Regions from separate parts of the Mus musculus genome. Here region 1 is linked to region 2. Evidence: chromatin loops called from intact Hi-C (ENCODE). Cell type or tissue: left cerebral cortex. All regions are shown on one strand. Each heading gives the region's core, and the rest is flanking DNA. Links, peaks and the distances in the headings are about the cores only.

Region 1 (2,922 bases), core at 126-2,625, 420 kb after region 2:
GGTTTGCTCAGTCTGCTTTCTTATAGAATCCAAGACCATCAGCCCAGTGACAGCACCACCCACAATGGGCTGGCCATCTGATATACATCACTAAATAAGAAATTGCCTACAGCTTTGCTTACAGCCTGACCCTATGGAGGCATTTTGTCCATTGCTGCTCCCTTCCCTCAGATGACTCTGCTTCTATCAAATTGACATAAAACCAGCTGGCTCAACTCTTAGGGAAACCATCCCTAATTTACCACCTTAGATCCAGTTATAATTTCTACTTATGCATGGGAGGGGACCAGTACAGATCCTAGCCATTGAAAAACCAGACCAATAAAATATGGGCAATTCTCTAGGCTGCAAAGAAATAAAACTGTGAAATCAATGTGAGCAATTTGTAGGAAAATGTGGACTAGGATGGAAAAGAACAATGTTGGGAAGCAGTTGGGTGAAGTAAGGAACTAGATGAGAAACTGAAGATGCTCTGAGGCTTTACTCAAGCCAGTGGAGAATAACACTGAGATGATGAACAGTAGGATGAACTTACTGATGCCTGCATGAGGCACAAGGCACAAAGCTGTCTGAAGGAGCTCTCTCAACATGCCAACCAGAAGGTCAGAGCTACAATCATGTCATAAGATGGCAGATGCATTCACAAGGAACAAAGAGTAGTATTGTAGTTGTTCCTTAGAAATATAGGAAAGCAGTAGATGGTACCCAAAACATAGTAAAATTTCCTAAGCTAACCAAAAGAATAAAAAAGTCCACCTCTGTAGATTCTATTTAAGATTGAGAAGAAGTGGCCAGAACTAGACAAATCTCGTCATCATTTTTAATGACAGGTATAATCCCACACATTCTCTGTATTCCCACTCATACGTACAAAGGAGAACAATTACTGCTCAGAAATATTCTTCAATTATATTTTTCTCTGATGATTTTTATGGTGCAGCAACTCCTCAGCCTAGAAACTGCACCTCAGCTGTACTTTCCAGAATATCCTCACATTTCTGAAAAACACCTTGCTTCAGTCTCGGTCCTTGCCTGCACAACTGCCATTGCCTTGCTAGGCCACCAATAGCACAGAAAAGAGCTGTGCCAGTACTGTGTCCAGTCTACGGTGTTTGGGATGTGACATTCGCTGGGTAGCTATAGCCACCAGTGTGTACTGAAGGCATACCAACAGCAGAACAGTATTTAACTTCAGAGAAAAGTCACTCATGGCTATCAGAAACCTGGTCTTACATACCCTGACTGCCAGTCCTAAGCTCACCATCACGGGGCCCCTGAAGAATGATTCTTTTTAGCTTCTCTCTCTAGCTTACAAAATAATAACCGGCAGGTGGTCTTTGTGTGCTCCTGTATCCTGAATACATTCCCATAACTTCTGTAAACATATCTGTTTCCAGGGGAGAGGAGGCACAGGTCAAGTTTTAAAGGACTTGACAAGTCTAGGAAATACTCCTATTCTCAAATAGCTTCATTCTTTTGGATACCTGGGGATAATTGGGACCTCTGTCCTTGTGCACTGCCCATTTCCTTGTCAAGCTAGCATCTTCACCCAGGGTTCTTCTTGCTTTTGAACAGGTTGAGCAATATCATAATGTCATTTTCCATGGACCAGAAGGAAGCTTGCAAGACTACATAGCAAATCAGCTTGCCCTCTGCATGAAGGTATTACATATTTCCATACTACTACTTTGTTTTCTGGAAAACTGGGAAGACTATTAGAACTAATATCCCTGTTTTGTTATCACAGTACAGACAGATGGCTGCAGGATTCCCCTGTGAAATAGTGAGAGCCGAGGTGGATTCGGGTTTCTCCAAAGAGCAGCTAGTAGACGTGTTCATCAGGAATGGTAAGACCCTTTCAAGGAGCTGGCTTGTGATAACTCACAGACATGTTCTTCACTGAAGCCATTCCAAGGAAATAACCTTCATAATTATTCTACTTTTTAGTTGTTCAATGGCCATGGAGTAAAAATTGGGAGTCCAAGTGAACACTTGCAAAAAAGACTTCTGTCTGAGCTATACTGTATTAGTTGGTCATCCTGAATTTTCTTCTTTATTTTTATAAACCACTCATTGTTTTGAGCACACTATGTAACTGTCAGCAGCAATAGAGCAAGAGAAGAGGTAATGCAAGCAGCTCCCTTTAGCAGGACTGCATAACACATTTTGGCATTGCCTAGAATTGGTGCCGCATGTTGATAAAAATGAAACAAACCAAGACTGAGTAGATTTTCTCATTCACACACTTCCTGTAAAGATGTACTACCTGGAGTAAACTTTTGTCTCCAGCTGGCCATTAGCGTGCCATTGATTAGCATTTTGGTCAATACATTGCATGTACCAGTTAACTCACTGGGTCTATAGCAGTCTTCTACAAATAGCTGATGTTGTATCTATTCCCACTAATAGGGTAGCAGAACCACATGTAAACATTTCTTGAGATAAATTATTCATGAGGTCTTTCATAGCTTGACAACCCATGTTTTGCTACAGATGAGGCTGGCATAACCCAGAATAGCAGAGCTGTGACACGAAGCTGAAACCATTCAACTTTAGTTCCAAAAGGTCTAGCCACAGACCCGTCTGGGAGAGAAGTTGTAAGATTCAAAGAGCATGAGTTTAGACCTTCTAAATTTTAACAGAGAGGGCTATGCCTTGTCTTTGAACTTGGAGGAATAGGGAATCTCTTAGAATCTTAATGTCTTCCTGACACACAGGCTCGTCTTTGACCAGAAACCAGGAAATAGATACAGAACACTATTTTCTTTCATGCTATTTCAATGATAGCTAACATTTATTAACTTTTACTCTGCAATGCCCTATTTTAAAGCCTGTCTTTGTAACTAGCAGCTTTCAGACAGACCATTCAGTGTCCCTGGTTGGTGATCTTGATGGCACTTGAGATGATGTGTGTTTCCGGTA
Region 2 (2,922 bases), core at 196-2,695:
TAAATGGAGACAAATGGGGTTTTATGTTGTCCTCTCAGTAGGAAACATGACAATGCATGGATTCAAAGTGACTTGGTGAAGTTGGAACTCCTAATGCTTACGGAAGTGTCCAGGGACATAAAGCACCATGAGCTTGGCTCTCACATCTCTTGTGCTTGGGTGGTATATGCACTCTCAGGTGTGAAGCTACAGAGCAGCCTCAAGGCTGATCCTCTGAGAGTTACTCTTTCAGCAGATGTGAGTTCTGGAACCATCTATAACCACTAGTTTCATTTATCTTGGATTTTTTTGCCAAGTTTTTCCAAAATCTCAATTTCTGCATGTATGTAAGTAGGACCTGATTTAAATAATCTCTTTTGCTTTCTTCAGATGTCTTAAATAGCAGAGAGGAAAAGAAAAATGGGGTCATTCCTGTCATCAGGAAAGTGTGAAGTATCAGAAACAAGTAAGCCTCTTTCACATAACCGATGCATCCAGAGCTAATATTAGGAAGATCGATGTGTGAGTTCATACATCTGTTATATTTGGCATCAAAGTATATTAATACCCTCCAAAAACCACAGACAAGTGACAGAACAATGCACCATGTTTTAGAGACACTTGGTTATGCCTTCCTGCTAAGGCAAAATACATTTTGTAACTCATAAATATGGATTAGTAACAGATTTATGATGTATCAAATCCTAACTCCTGAAGTTAAAATTAAAATGTACTCTTACTTCTCAGCTCCCTGTCATTCATTTCCCCTATCCTGCGCGTGATAGTCACTGCATTATTATTAATTTTTATATTAGTATTTTAGCATTGTAAGTAATAAATGAGTCACTTGAGCATATATAATTCCAAGTGATGAAAACATTGAGTTTTCGTTACTGAGTTTCATTTAATCAACAATGAAAGTGAAAGTGCTTCCTCACAGCTTATATTTTTGTTATTACAGCATTTCTATTAACCTACTTAGTTGAACTGATGGATTAATTCAGTCATTGCTACAAGCACACTAATCGATCAAAACTGATAATTTCACTCCAAACAGTCAATCAACTTTGGTCCAGTCAATTTTTTATGCTACATGAACAATGTATCTTCCTATTTCACAGAGTTCTATATCTTGGAAGGACTTTATTGAAGATGAGGGAAAAGCAACAATGCTTGATCTTAATGAGCAAAGACACTGCTTGGAATAAAGATGCATATGTCACATACTGAGAACACATTGGAATGACGAACGTCTTATCTATAGGCATTCATTTCAATCAGCTTAGCGAAACATTAAAAGTTTGAACATTCTCATTGTTGTAAAATGTTTTCTATGTATGGCTTAGAATCTCCTTACCTAATGAAGCTGAATATACTTTTACACTTCAGTTCTTTGATAAACAAGTCAGTATTCGCACCTTTCATCCGAGGTATTGTAGTTAAATCTGGGTAATTGGCCACTAGGTGGCAGGGCTGTGATGTGAATAGAGGCCACAGTTAAAAGCCAATTTCAGAAATTCCTCCAGGAAGAGTTTTAAAGCCACACACTGAGCACGTAGTATGTATTTTTTCCCACATGCTGAAGTTCCAAAGAGGACTATTTCATGGTCTCTGTCACCAATGATAAGACACTGTAATAGAATGTAATAGCCACCACAGGTCACTTCTTCATTTTAAAGCATACTGACAGAGTTTTGATTATCTGAAACTATGCTGGTGATGCTAAGAGGCTCTCAGAAGAGTTTGTCCTTTTCCTTAAACATATTATAAAACAGAGGCTATAATCCCGCGGTAGAGCCTGTTAGAATGTGTGGGACCTTAAGTTCAATCTTTTGCACCCACAAGCAGCAGAATTTTAGTATTACAGATGAAGTGAGAATCTGAAATGTAAAGCATTAAAATACAACTAACACAAAGTCTTGTCTAATGTTATTCCCAATCTATAGTTTCTCAAATATGAACAACTTTACCTCCAAAAGTACACTTGGCAAGTACATTTATCTTTATCAGAGCTGGATGAAAAGTGCTATTAGAGTCTGTAGGTAGAAGTCTGAAATGCTGCAAAATAGCCTAGAATACATGGGCTGGAGAATATTACTAAAAGGTCAGCATTTGGAACAAGTTAGGACTGGACTGTGATAGATAAAGCTTCTATCTCAAGATTTCAAGGTAAGACCTGTTGTTTGAAAGGAGACAGACAGAAAAGATGCTTTGGATGAAGGTTTGGGGCAAGCTTACACAACACTTGAATATATGTGACAGTTGGGATGAGAACGAGAAAAACTTGATTTAGCCTTAACAAAGGCAAGAAAGCTGGGCATGGTAGTAAACACCTGTAATCACAGCAGTTGAAAGCTTGATGCAGGAGGATTGAGAGTTTGGAGCAGCCTAGATCACATAAAGAACCCTCTACCACCCAAGACACACACACAGAGAGAGAGAGAGAGAGAGAGAGAGAGAGAGAGAGAGAGAGAGAGAGAGAGAGAGGGAGGGAGAGAGAGAGAGAGAGAGAGAGAGAGAGAGAGAGAGAGAGAGAGAGAGAGAGAGAGAAGTGGAGGTTGCAATAAGTAGGGCACCATTGTATAGCACACAGAGATGAGGTTGGGTTCATCTTTCACATTTATTGGGCTTGCAATTTGGTTTACCTTCTATTTTCATTCCTTTAAAGTGGGGAAACAGAGCTGGAGAGGCAGTTCAGCAGGTTAAGAGCACAGGCTGCTCTTCTGGGTGTCCTAACTACTTCTCTGTTGCTGTGAAGAGACACCAAGGCCAAGGCAGCTTATAAAAGAAAATGTTTGCTGGAGCTCATGATTCCAGCAGGCTCCAGTTTATGCCCACCATGGTGTGGAGCATGGCAGCAGGCAGGCAGGTAGGTATGGCACTGGCACATTAGCTGAGAGCTTACCTCCTAATCCACAAGCATCAGATGGACAGACAGACAGA

What was found. A loop is a pair of places that touch in the nucleus more often than their neighbours do. Peaks named below come from ENCODE experiments on the same cell type or tissue, not always from the same donor. Only the 100,000 strongest peaks of a DNase experiment are listed, where the experiment ranks them.
Region 1: a loop joins it to region 2, with 4 times the contacts of the local background. A loop is called at or near these places in 25 of 42 quality-filtered maps.

What each region holds. Positions count from the first base shown.
Region 1 is chr6:18,396,258-18,399,179 of GRCm38, reverse strand. It overlaps Cttnbp2 (cortactin binding protein 2), which reads left to right. Exons shown (of 23, transcript NM_080285.2): 13 at 1,576-1,662; 14 at 1,748-1,847. Among named protein-coding and RNA genes, the nearest start is that of Gm40356, 38 kb to the left of the region's middle. In left cerebral cortex, for the core only: no CTCF peak of the experiment used is centred there; no DNase peak of the experiment used is centred there.
Region 2 is chr6:18,818,083-18,821,004 of GRCm38, reverse strand. No RefSeq gene overlaps it. Among named protein-coding and RNA genes, the nearest start is that of Lsm8, 29 kb to the left of the region's middle. In left cerebral cortex, for the core only: a CTCF peak has its summit at 1,440 (motif pointing right); a DNase peak (open chromatin) is centred at 1,448.